2 separate regions of the Homo sapiens genome follow, and region 1 is linked to region 2. Evidence: chromatin contacts called from ENCODE Hi-C or POLR2A ChIA-PET data. All regions are on one chromosome and are shown on one strand. The core of a region is the stretch at or near the end of the contact, and the rest is flanking DNA. Distances in the headings are between cores, read along the strand shown. Region 1 holds the start of ZNF738 (zinc finger protein 738). Region 2 holds the start of ZNF90 (zinc finger protein 90).

Evidence for each region. A loop is a pair of places that touch in the nucleus more often than their neighbours do. ChIA-PET counts read pairs that join two places held with the same protein, here RNA polymerase II (POLR2A). Pooled maps may share reads with other maps.
Region 1: a loop to region 2 is called in a pooled map, with 4 times the contacts of the local background. The contact joins the promoter of ZNF738 here to the promoter of ZNF90 in region 2. A Hi-C loop is called at or near these places in 1 of 50 pooled maps. POLR2A ChIA-PET finds 5 or more read pairs at or near these places in 2 of 52 experiments (WTC11 and activated naive CD4-positive, alpha-beta T cell).

The regions. Positions count from the first base shown.
Region 1 is chr19:21,355,766-21,361,581 of GRCh38, reverse strand. ZNF738 (zinc finger protein 738) reads right to left here and starts at 2,582. Exons shown (of 5, transcript NM_001355237.2): 1 at 2,439-2,582. The coding sequence starts at 2,441. RefSeq lists enhancers at 2,221-2,520, 3,312-3,869.
Region 2 is chr19:20,073,840-20,079,365 of GRCh38, reverse strand. ZNF90 (zinc finger protein 90) reads right to left here and starts at 1,366. Exons shown (of 4, transcript NM_007138.2): 1 at 1,231-1,366. The coding sequence starts at 1,233. RefSeq lists an enhancer at 944-1,423.

The sequences.
Region 1 (5,816 bases), core at 1,333-3,832, 1.3 Mb before region 2:
GATAACATCTCTGTGCCTAGAAAGATAAAAGGAAAAGACACACAGAGATTTTTTGCAACACAGTGTCAGGGGATTATTATTTGCTTTCTTTTCATGGAAAATATTTACAAACAGATAACAAACCTTCTTAAAAGTACCATTGGTCTGGGTGTGGTGGCTCACGCCTGTAATCCCCACACTTTGGGAGGCCGAGGCGGGCGGATCACCTGAGGTCGGGAGTTCGAGACCAGCCTGACCAACATAGAGAAACCCTGTCTCTACTAAAAATAAAAAATTAGCCGGGCGTGGTGGCTGGCACATGCCTGTAATCCCAGCTACTCGGAGGCTGAGGCAGGAGAATCGCCTGAACCCGGGAGGCAGAAGTTGCGGTGAGCCGAGACCATGCCACTGTACTCCAGCCTGGGCAACAAGAGCAAAACTCCGTCTCAAAACAAAAAACAAACAAAAAAACCCCCAAAACACCATTTATGCAGGGCGCAGTGGCTCACGCCTGTAATCCCAGCACTTCGGGAGGCCAAGGCGGGCGGATCACCTGAGGTCGGGAGTTCATGACCAGCCTGACCAACATGGAGAAACCCTATCTCTTCTAAAAATACAAAATCAGCTGGGCGTGGTGGTGCATGCCTGTAAACCCAGCTACTTGGGAGGCTGAGGCATGAGAACCTCGTGAACCCGGAGGCGGAGGTTGTGGTGAGCCGAGAATGTGCCTTTGCAACAAGAGTGAAACTCCGTCTCAAAAAAAAAAGAAAAGAAAAAAGCACCATTTAATGCCTTGCCAAAAAATAATTAATTAAAATACGGTATAAAAAAGTACACTACAAAATAAGTGGCCAGGCCCGGTGGCTCACGCCTGTAATTCCAGCACTTTGGCAAGCTGATGCGGGCGGATCACCTGAGGTCAGGAGTTCGAGACCAGCCTGGCCAGCATGGTGAAACCCCCGTCTTTACAAAAACACAAAAATTAGCCAGGTATGATGGCGCGCACCTGTAATCCCAGCTACTAAGGAGGCTGAAGTGGGAGAATTGTTTAAAACCGGGAGGCGGAGGTTGAGGTGAGCCGAGATCGCGCCATTGCACTCCAGCCTGGGAGACAGAGCGAGACTCCATCTCAAAAACAAAACAAAACAAACAAAAAAACACAAATACGTGATAATGTGAATTAGGGAGGAAAAGCTGGCATTTGGGAACCCCAGAAGAAATTGGAAATTTAGTATCTTACTGCAAGCAAGAATGAGGTTGGAGTAATGAGGGATGGGGGTTAGACTTAAGACCCTGATTGGGACCCAGGTGAAAAATGCAGCAGAAAATCAGTTCCCTGTGGAGTGTGAAAATAATTAAGTGGCAGGCAATTAGACTGAGGTTTCTCTAGTCCCTGGGTTCCTACTTCAATTTAAAAAATCTAACTCAGGCGCATTATTTTTAATTACTAAATTCAGAGAAACAAAATTGAGGCTTCACCTACTATAAACTGCCAATTGAGCTCCGATTACATAACCAGGAAATTTTCACCTTTAATGTACAAATTAAAAAACCACGTAACTGTACCTAACCAATTACTAAATTTGGTTTTCTTCATCATGCATTTTACAAAAGACTTTCTTTCAAGCCTCTCCCATAGACCACAAACTAAAAACCACAGCTTGGTGCTCTACAATTCTAGAACCACTTTTTGATTAAATTATTTAATAAGTTAATTTTTTTTTTGAGACAAGAGTCTCGCTCTGTCGCCCAGGCTGGAGTGCAGTGGCACGATCTCGGCTCACTGCAAGCTCTGCCTCCTGGGTTCACGCCATTCTCCTGCCTCAGCCTCCTGAGTAGCTGGGACTACAGGCGCCCGCCACCACGCCCGGCTCATTTTTTGTATTTTTAGTAGAGACGGGGTTTCACCGTGTTAGCCAGGATGGTCTTGATCTCCTGACCTCTGATCCGCCCACCTCGGCCTTCCAAAGTGCTGGGATTACAGGCGTGAGCCACCGCGCCCAGCCTAGAACCACTCTTTGATTAAATTCTTTTAATATTTTTGCAGTGACTCCCATTAACTTTTAATAGGAGATAATAGGAACTGGGAACCCCACGGAACAAACCTCTTCCCATTCATGAACCCGCACCCCAAGTCAGGATTCTCCCCTGACGACCCTCCCACGGTCCCTGCACAATCCGGTAGAGAAGCGGCGCTGCGGGTGCAGAGATTCCCCAGAGAGGGCTCCAGGCAAGGGCACAGTCACTATGCAGGGAAGAGACAGGACGCCCGGGGGCCGGGCTGTCGGCGCAACCGCCATCTTATGGCTGAAGGCGACTGAGGCCGAGCTGGGCAAGGAGAACTCGGGGCGCAGATTGTAGAGCTGACTGCGGGGAGGCCTGAGTCTCGCCACAGCCACTTCCCACCGGTTCCAACCAGCCCTTCCCCTCTCTCGGGATGTTGGACCCCGCACTCTCACCATTTCTAGGCTTCCAGGGTGTCCCGGCGTCTTAGCTGTGGATTCCCAATACCTGCAGGTCACAGGACCAGAGGCTGGGCCTCTAGGAGCAGAGGACACAGAGCAGTGAAGACGAGACCCGGAGTTCCAGCGGCAGCCAAAGACAAAGAAGCGGACAAATCCCGCCACATCCCGGAAGCCGTCCTCTCCGCTCAAGCTGCGTGCCTGATTGGACAGTTCCCAGCCCAGCGTCGCTGATTGGATAACGTTTAAAACCCCACCCTCTCAGGCCCTGACTGACAGAAGATGTAATTAGATGCTGGGCTGAATGAAGAAAGAGTGACCGCCTAGGCTGCAGCCTTTTCAGGCAGGGCTTCCTCCTTGAGCTGAGATAGGCCCACCCCAAAGGGTATTTGCATTCAACCTTGCGTATAAGGTCATATGCATTTGTAAATACTATATCATATGGCTATACATAAATGAAAAGGATATAATAACAAATGTTTTAAAATTTCAGGGTTTTTTTACTTTCCTGGCTTACGGTCCTTTGAGCAGGCAGCCTGAGATTTTAAAAAGGAGGTAATCCTCTGAAATAAAATGTGAGCCACGTGAATTTTGAATTTTCTGGTAGCCAAACTAGAAAATTAAAAAGAAACAAGGGGCCAGGCATGGTGGCTCACGCCTGTAATCCTAGGACTTTAGGAGTACAAGGCGGGCAGATCAAGAGGTCAGGAGTTTGAGACCAGCCTGGCTAACATGGTGAAACCACGTCTCTACTAAAAATACAAAAATTAGCCGGGCGTGGTGGTGGACATCTGTAATCCCAGCTACGCAGGAGGCTGAGGCAGGAGAATTGCTTGAACCCGGGAGGCGGAGGAGGTTGCAGTGAGCAGAGATCGCGCCACTGCACTCCAGCCTGGGCGGACAGAGCGAGACTCCGTTTTGGGGGGTGAAAAATATAAAGAAACAAGAGGCCACGCGCAGTGGCTCACGCCTGTAATCCCAGCACTTTGGGAGGCCGAGGCTGGTGGATCACGAGATCAAGTGATTGAGACCCTCCTGGCAATATGGCTAAACCCTGTCTCTACTGAAAAAAATATAAAAATTAGCCAGGCGTGGTGGCGCATGCCTGTAATCCCAGCTACTGGGGAGGCTGAGGCAGGAGAATCGCTTGAACCCGGGAGGCAGAGGTTGCAGTGAGCCGAGATTGCGCCACTGCACTCCAGCCTAGTGACAGACTGCAACAACAGCAACAACAACAACAACAATAACAAGGAACAGGTTGAATTGATTGTAACAATGTAATTAACCTAATATATACAAAATATCATTTTAATGTGTGAGGAATATGTAATTATTAATGAAGTATATAAATATTTGCAACTAAATTTTTGAAAATAACTCTGTGTTTTACCTTTCTAGCATATCGCGGTTCAGACCAAGCACATTCCAGGCACCCAGGAGCCACACATGGCAGCTCTGATGTCAATGGTGTGAAGGGCCAGAGGGGAAGGAAGGGCCTCTCCCTACTAACATCTATCTTCAGTTCTGAGGTTGGAACAGATAGTGGCCATAGAAAGAGCTGAGGGCAGCAGAAATAAAATAACCACAGGTAAACCACTGCTTACCACCTGTTGCCCACCTTTCTTTTAGAGATTAGGCTGTGAACATAGGATGATGGAGCTTAGGAGAAAAAAACTCTGTGTCTTCAGTTCTGCCCACATTCTTGGACTCCAGTGTTTAGATACAGAGAAAATAGATTAAAGGCAAACTTATTTTGCTATTTGGCCTTGACCCTAATTGCGAGGCTGTGGTTATCTGTTTTCTCCTGTGGTGTGGGGACTGTGCGAATATAAACACCAATCACATGCATACATGTCTCCCAGTATTTCTGCATTACCCAACATTCTCTTTCAAGACATCCAACTTTAAATTAGGGGAAGAAATCAGTACCTAGAGGGTGCCCACTGTTAGAAGGCAACAAGTAATCAACCTGTCACTGAATCCTGGCATCCTATCTGCACTGGTGCATGTATTAGTTAGCTATTGCAGCATAACAAATCATCCAAAACTTACTAGTTTATAATTAAGATGATCAGCCATTTAGGCTGGGTGAGTGGGGCCGTTCTTCTGGTATCAGCTGAGCTCTTTCAGACTGGTATCATCAGCTGCTTGTTGACTAGCCAGCTGTACTTCTGGGGGTGATCTTCTGCTTCTGGGGCTCAACAGGGGCACCTTGCTTCTCCTCCTCATGGTATCTTATTTTTAAGCTTGCTAACATGGGCTTTATTCATGGAGATTGCAGCATTCTGAACAAAAAACAGAAGTATTCAAGACCATTTGAGCCTGGGCCCCAAACTAGCCCACTGTCATGTTCACAAGTTTCTACTGCCCTGAGCAAATAAGGCCAGCCAGATCTAGGGTTTAGAAGACAGATTCTGGATCTTGATGGAAACAGCTGTAAAAGCACCTGACAATGGGCATAGATACAAGAGGGCAGAAAAATTGCTGCCATTTTGCAATCAGTATCAGTCTACCTTTTTTGCATATGTGGTATATAGAGCTTCTCCACATCAACAAACATGTCCAAAGACCCACGAGTACTAAGTGACTGGAATAAGACTCAGGATCAACTTTATCTGACGCCAAAGCCCATGCACCTCCATAGATCATACTACTAAAGTAGCTGCCCTGCCCTAGACCCTTGAAATCCTGGAGAGTGACACTTCTACAGAATAAGTCAGATTCCTTTTAGGTTTGTGTTCATATACTACTGTTTATCACTGGAAATAATCCTCTTAAGAAATTGCAGAAGAGGCCACGTGCAGTGGCTCATGCCTGTAATCCTTGCACTTTGGGAGGCCAAGGTGGGTGGATCATGGGGTCAGGAGTTCCAGAGCAGCCTGACCAACATGGTGAAACCCTGTCTCTACTAAAAATACAAACATTAGCCAGACGTGGTGGTGTGCACCTGCAATCCCAGCTACTCAGGAGGCTGAGACAGGAGAATTACTTGAACTGGGGAGGCAGAGGTTGCAGTGAGCTGAGATCGTGCCACTGCACTCCAGCCTGGGCAACAGAGCCAGCCTCTGTATTAAAAAAAAAAAAAAATTTGCAGAAGAACACAGTGGCTCACACCTATATTTTTAGCACTTTGGGAGGCTGAGATGGGAGAATTATGTGAGCGCAGGAGTTCCAGTGCAACCTGAGTAACATAATAAGAGTTTGTTTTCATGACAAAAATGAAGAAATTAGCCAGCCATGGTGGTGCATGCCTGTAGCTGCAGCTAGTTAGGTGGCAGAGGCAGGAGGATTGCTTGAGCCTGGAAGGTCCAGGCTGCAGTGAGCCATGATTGGTTACACCATTGCAAGCAAAACTGGGTGATAGAGTGAGACCCT
Region 2 (5,526 bases), core at 117-2,616:
TCATCTTAATCTTAACTGCATCTGCCTGGACAAACTCCATCTCAAAAAAAAAAAAAAAACCCTCCTTTTGCAGGCTTAATATTAGCCTTAGCTCGGAATCACTAGGTTCAAGCTTTAATTTCCATGCCAGAGTTATTCACTGGGTTTTTGAAACTAAGTGTTGGAAAATACAGTGAAGTTACTAAAACACAGTGTTTACATAAAGGATGGAAATTTTAAGATGCTTACTTTTTTTTTTTTTTTTTTTTTTGAGGACTCTCCCTCTGTCGCGCATGCTGGAGCGCGATGGAGGGATCTCAGCTCACTGCAACCTCTGCCTCCCGAGTTCAAGCAATTCTCGGGCCTCAGCCTCCCAAGTTGCTGGGATTACAGGCGCTTGGCACCACTCCAGGCTAATTTTTGTATTTTTAGTAGAGAGAGGTTTCACCACGTTGGATAGGCTGGTCTAGAAATTTGACCACGTGATCCGCCCGCCTCGGCGCCCCAAAGTGCTGAAATTACAGGCAGGAGCCACCGCGCCTGGCCGGGAAGGGGTTATTAGCCCTAATGCAGTTCTGTTTTTGTTTTCCCTCCATTGGCTGGGGTCAGACCGCACAATCTAAGCTGATCCCGGTTGGCTTACACTCAAGCTTTTTCCAAATCGGGTAATGCGCGATTTGTGAGAAAAGGAGAAGGGAGAAGAAGGGGTAGGGGTGATTTACAACTTTTCCAACTTATGACCAGGAAGTTGCGTCTTTGAAGAAGAACTACGTTGTACTAACAACCCTTTACCTCAAGTGATCCGCTCGCCTCGACCTCCCAAAATGCTGGGATTACAGGCATGAACCACAGCGACCGGCCCCATAAGTTTTTAATAGGAGAAAAGAGAAACTGTCAACCCCATGGACCAAAGCTCTTCCCATTCATGAACCTGCACCCCGAGTCAGGATTCTCCCCCGAGAACCCTCCCGTGCTCCCTGCACAATCTGGGAGAGACGCAGCGCTGTGGGTGCAGAGCTGCCCAGAGAGGGCTCCAGGCCAGGGCAGGGAAGAGACAGGACGCCGCGGGGCCCGGCTGTCGGCGCTGTTGCCATCTTATGGCTGAAGGGGACTGAGGCCGAACTGGGCAAGGAGAAGTCGGTCGCAGATTGTGGAGCTGACTGCGGGGAGGCCTAAGTCCCGCCACAGCCACTTCCCATCGGTTCCAACCAGTCCCTCCCCTCTCTCGGAATGCTGGAAAGGCACTCTCACCATTTCTAGGCTTCCGGGGGTCCCTCAGCTGTGGATCTCCCAATACCTGCAGGTCACAGGGCCACAGAGGCTGGAGAAGAAGACACGAAGCAGCTAAGACCAGATTTGGAGCACCAGCTGCAGCAAGAGACAAATGGCCGCGCCAAACCCGAAAGCCTTCCTCTTCGCTCCAGCTGCCTGCATGATTGGACGGTTTCCAACCCAGCGTCCCTGATTGGATAATGCTTAAGGCCCCGCCTCCTCAGTCCCTGAGTGACAGAAGATGTGATCACATGCTGGGCTGAGTGAAGAAAGAGTCACAGCCTCAGCTGCAGCCTTTTCAGGCCGGGCTTCCTCCTTGAGCTGAGCCAGGCCCACCGGAGAGCATGGGAAAATTCTTTTTTACTCTTTCTCTTTTTGAATGTATTCAAAAGGTGAACAGAAGTATTTGGCTGTCATATTAATAATACAAAAAATTTTTGTTCAAGAGAAAACTTTTACTTTGGTAATAGTGTATTATCAATACGAAAGCTAATTTTAATAAAACCTTGTAAGTAAATCAAATTTGTCATTTTTGACCTCTCGAGACTTACATATACATCATATATATTTTGTAATCTAATGTAATTTTTTTAACTTTTTATATTTTATTTTTATCTACATTCTTTTTATTTTTTCAATTTGAAACAACTTTTAAGTAATTTCAAACTGTTATAGGAGACAGAAAGGAAATCATTTAGGGCCAGGCGCGGTGGCTCACGCCTGTAATTCCAGCACTTTGGGAAGCCAAAGAGGGCGAATCACTTGAGGTCAGGAGTTCAAGACCACCCTGGCCAACACGGTGAAACCCCATTTCTACTAAAAATACAAAACCTTACCTGGGCGTGCTGGTGCACACCTGTAGTCCCAGCTACACCGAAGGCTGAGGCAGGAGAATCTCTTGAACCTAGGAGGTGGAGGTTGTGTAACCGCCCAAGGAGTTTACCTTGCCCTTTGCCCAGACAAAACCAATTCATCAAGACAGGGGAATTTGTGGAGGAAAAGTTAAATATTTAATTTGAACTCAATTGAACGTGGACACAAACAATGGTCACCAAGTCCTGGAAGAGGTTGTGTGAGCCCCTTGAGGCGTTCATCCAGTGCTATTTTAGAGAAATCTCTATGTCAATCTATTCAATCTATTCCTATACATTCGTTATTGAAAAACAATAGACAAGGCCGGGCGCGGTGGCTCACGCCTGTAATCTCAGCACTTTGGGAGGCTGAGGCGGGCGGGTCACGAGGTCAGGAGATCAAGACCATGCTGGCTAACACGCTGAAACCCCGTCTCTACTAGAAATACAAAAAATTAGCCAGGCCTGGTGGCAGGCGCCTGTAGTCCCAGCTAGTCGGGAAGCTGAGGCAGGAGAATGGTGTGAACCTGGGAGGCGGAACTTGGAGTGAGCCGAGATCGCGCCACTGCACTCCAGCCTGGGCGACAGAGCGAGACTCCGTCTCAAAAAAAAAAAAAAAAAAGAAAGAAAGAAAAAGAAAAACAATAGACAATCACAAAAACAAGTTGACCTTTCTGTGTTCCTTGAGACCAGTCATGAAGGGCCCTGGTGACTAGGCCTCATGCTGAACAACTCGTTACAAAAAGAGCTAGGTTCCCAGACCGCGCAGAAGCGTCATTATACCTCTCCTGGTCTGTGCACCGATGGGTGGCCAACTCTGGAGCCCATCCTGTTGCTTTCCGGTCTGGTGGTGAATCCTCCATAGTCTGGTGTGGAGTCAAAGTTAAATAATAAATTTGTGCTAATTGAACGTGGACACAAACAATGGTCACCAAGTCCGGGAACAGGTTGTGTGAGCCCCTAGAGGCGTTCATCCAGCGCTGTTTCAGAGAAATCTGTATTTCAATCTATTCCTATACATTCGTTCTTGAAAAACAACAGACAATCCCAAAAACAAGTGACCTTTTTGTGTTTCTTCAGCTCAGTCGCGAAGGGTCCTCATGACTAAGCCTCGTGCCAAACAACTCATTACAAAAGAGCTAGGGTCCCAGACTGCGCCAAAGCTTCGTGACAGCTCTCCTCACCTGTGCACAATTGTTAGCTTGCTATTGGACTTTACTGGAAACAAAACACCTCTGCTTTAACCATGATGTCTTTATGAGGCCTAAATTTCCTGTTATGATTTAGGTCACGAGTTCCCTCAAAATCCACAGGAGGCCAAGATGTGTGGATCACGAGGTCAGAAGTTTGAGACCAGGCTGGCCAACATGATGAAACCCCATCTCTACTAAAAATACAAAAACTAGCCAGGTGTGGTGGCATGCATCTATAATCCCAGCTACTCAGGGGGCTGAGGCAGGAGAATCACTGGAATCCCAGGAGGCAGAGGTTGCAATGAGCTGAGGTCTCACCACTGCACTCCAGCCTATGTGACAGACTGAGACTCCATCTCAAAAACAAACAACCGAAAAACATAACCATTTCTGATGAAGAAAGGGGTGGGAGCAGCCAGTTAACTGAACTAGTAGACATCCTCTGAGCTCTTCGAAAGGAAGGAAGAAGGATTTGTCACTTGTATACCAACTCTTGCTCAGTAGCAAATGGTCTTACTACCTGGATGCCCCAATGACAACAAAACAAATGGTTAATTGGGAATAAAGAGGTATGGGGAAAACAATACTGGGAAGATACATGAATTCTGGTACACACTACCATTATCATTGTTTTCCTGTATTAATTAATTTATTTTTTTTGACACGGAGTCTAGCTCTGTCACCAGGCTGGAGTACAGTGGCTCAGTCTCGGGTCACCAGGCTTGAGTGCAGTGGCTGAGTCTCAGCTCACTGCAACCTCTGCCTCCCAGGTTCAAGTGATTCTCCTGCCTCAGCCTCCCGAGTAGCTGGGATTACAGGCATGCACCGCCACGCCCAGCTAATTTTTGTACTTCTCTAGTAGAGGCGGGGTTTCACTGTGTTCACCAGGGTGGTCTCAATCTCCTGACCTCGTGAACAACCCACCTCAGCCTCCCAAATTGGTAGAAGTACAGGCTTGGGCCACCACTCCTGGATCTGTTTTCCATGATGATGCTCATGCATCTCTGCTTTTCTTGACAGACTATTTAATCAGCAGGAAGATCGACAGGCCAAAATTTCCACCATAAATGCAAATTTGAATGTGGATGAATGGATTACAATGTGTTCAAGCCTTGCAATGAGAGGCATTATAGTGTTTGGTGGTATAATTGATGGTGATTACTGGGGAGAGTTAAAGGTTGTTTTATACAATACCACTCCAGATTCTTTTGCTATAAAACCACAAATGTGGGTTGCTCAATTATTAGTGGTACCTTGTCAACAATTAACCCCTGAGGAAATCTCTGTCCCAACAGAGGCTACATACAGAACTCGGGGATTCAGATCCACTGGTTCATGTAGCTTAAATCCTGGAGCCAATATATGGGTACAGCATCCATCAGATCCCACCCCTAAGTCTGGTGACCTTGTAGCTGTGAAAACAGAAAATGAAGGCATAGTACAATTTCCTAAAGATGAAAAACAATATGATGTTCCTATCCTTTTTTGTTATTACAGGGAATAATCTATCTACTAATGGTCAGCACCTGTGTCTTTGTGTCTGAGGCCAAGAATAAATTCATGAACTGGGTAGCCACCGCTGCAATAGAAGCCAATCACAGACAATGTTTTCTATACGTCGAGTTGCCAAAGGCCGCCAGGAATGGGCTACCTTGGAGAATCATCCTGACAACATTTCTGAATGGCTATGTAGTTACCAACGGGGTCACAACAACACTTGTAGTCCAACCTGTACTTCCTTTGACCACACTAAGCAATCTATCTTTGCCCAAGTCAGACAAAAGGTGAACTCCACATTCTCCTTTCATCAAAAGCCTTGGTATCCTGCCCAATATTCCTGGAATGGTATATTTTGGAAACCAGCTGTGCTGGTGCCTGGATTCCCTATAGCCCCCGCTTAGTCTGGAGGCCTTAAAAGGTTCCTCTAATATTACTCTGGGGTTTCTCCAGACAATTGTCAACACATACTCCAAATCAACATTGCCCCCAGTGAACCACAATCTCTTTCCTACTTTAATAATACATGAGTACACTGTGATTACAGTAGCTCCATTGCTGTCCCCTGGGGGAGCCCTCTGGGTATGCAGATCCTATGAGTGGTGATACCTGTCCCCACACTGGACAGGGAGATGAACTTGGGGATAGCCATTAATTCCATTCACCATCCGGGTTAATATTCCTCTCCCAAGTAATTTAGATACTTACAAACATCACTGGTTATGAATGTGCCA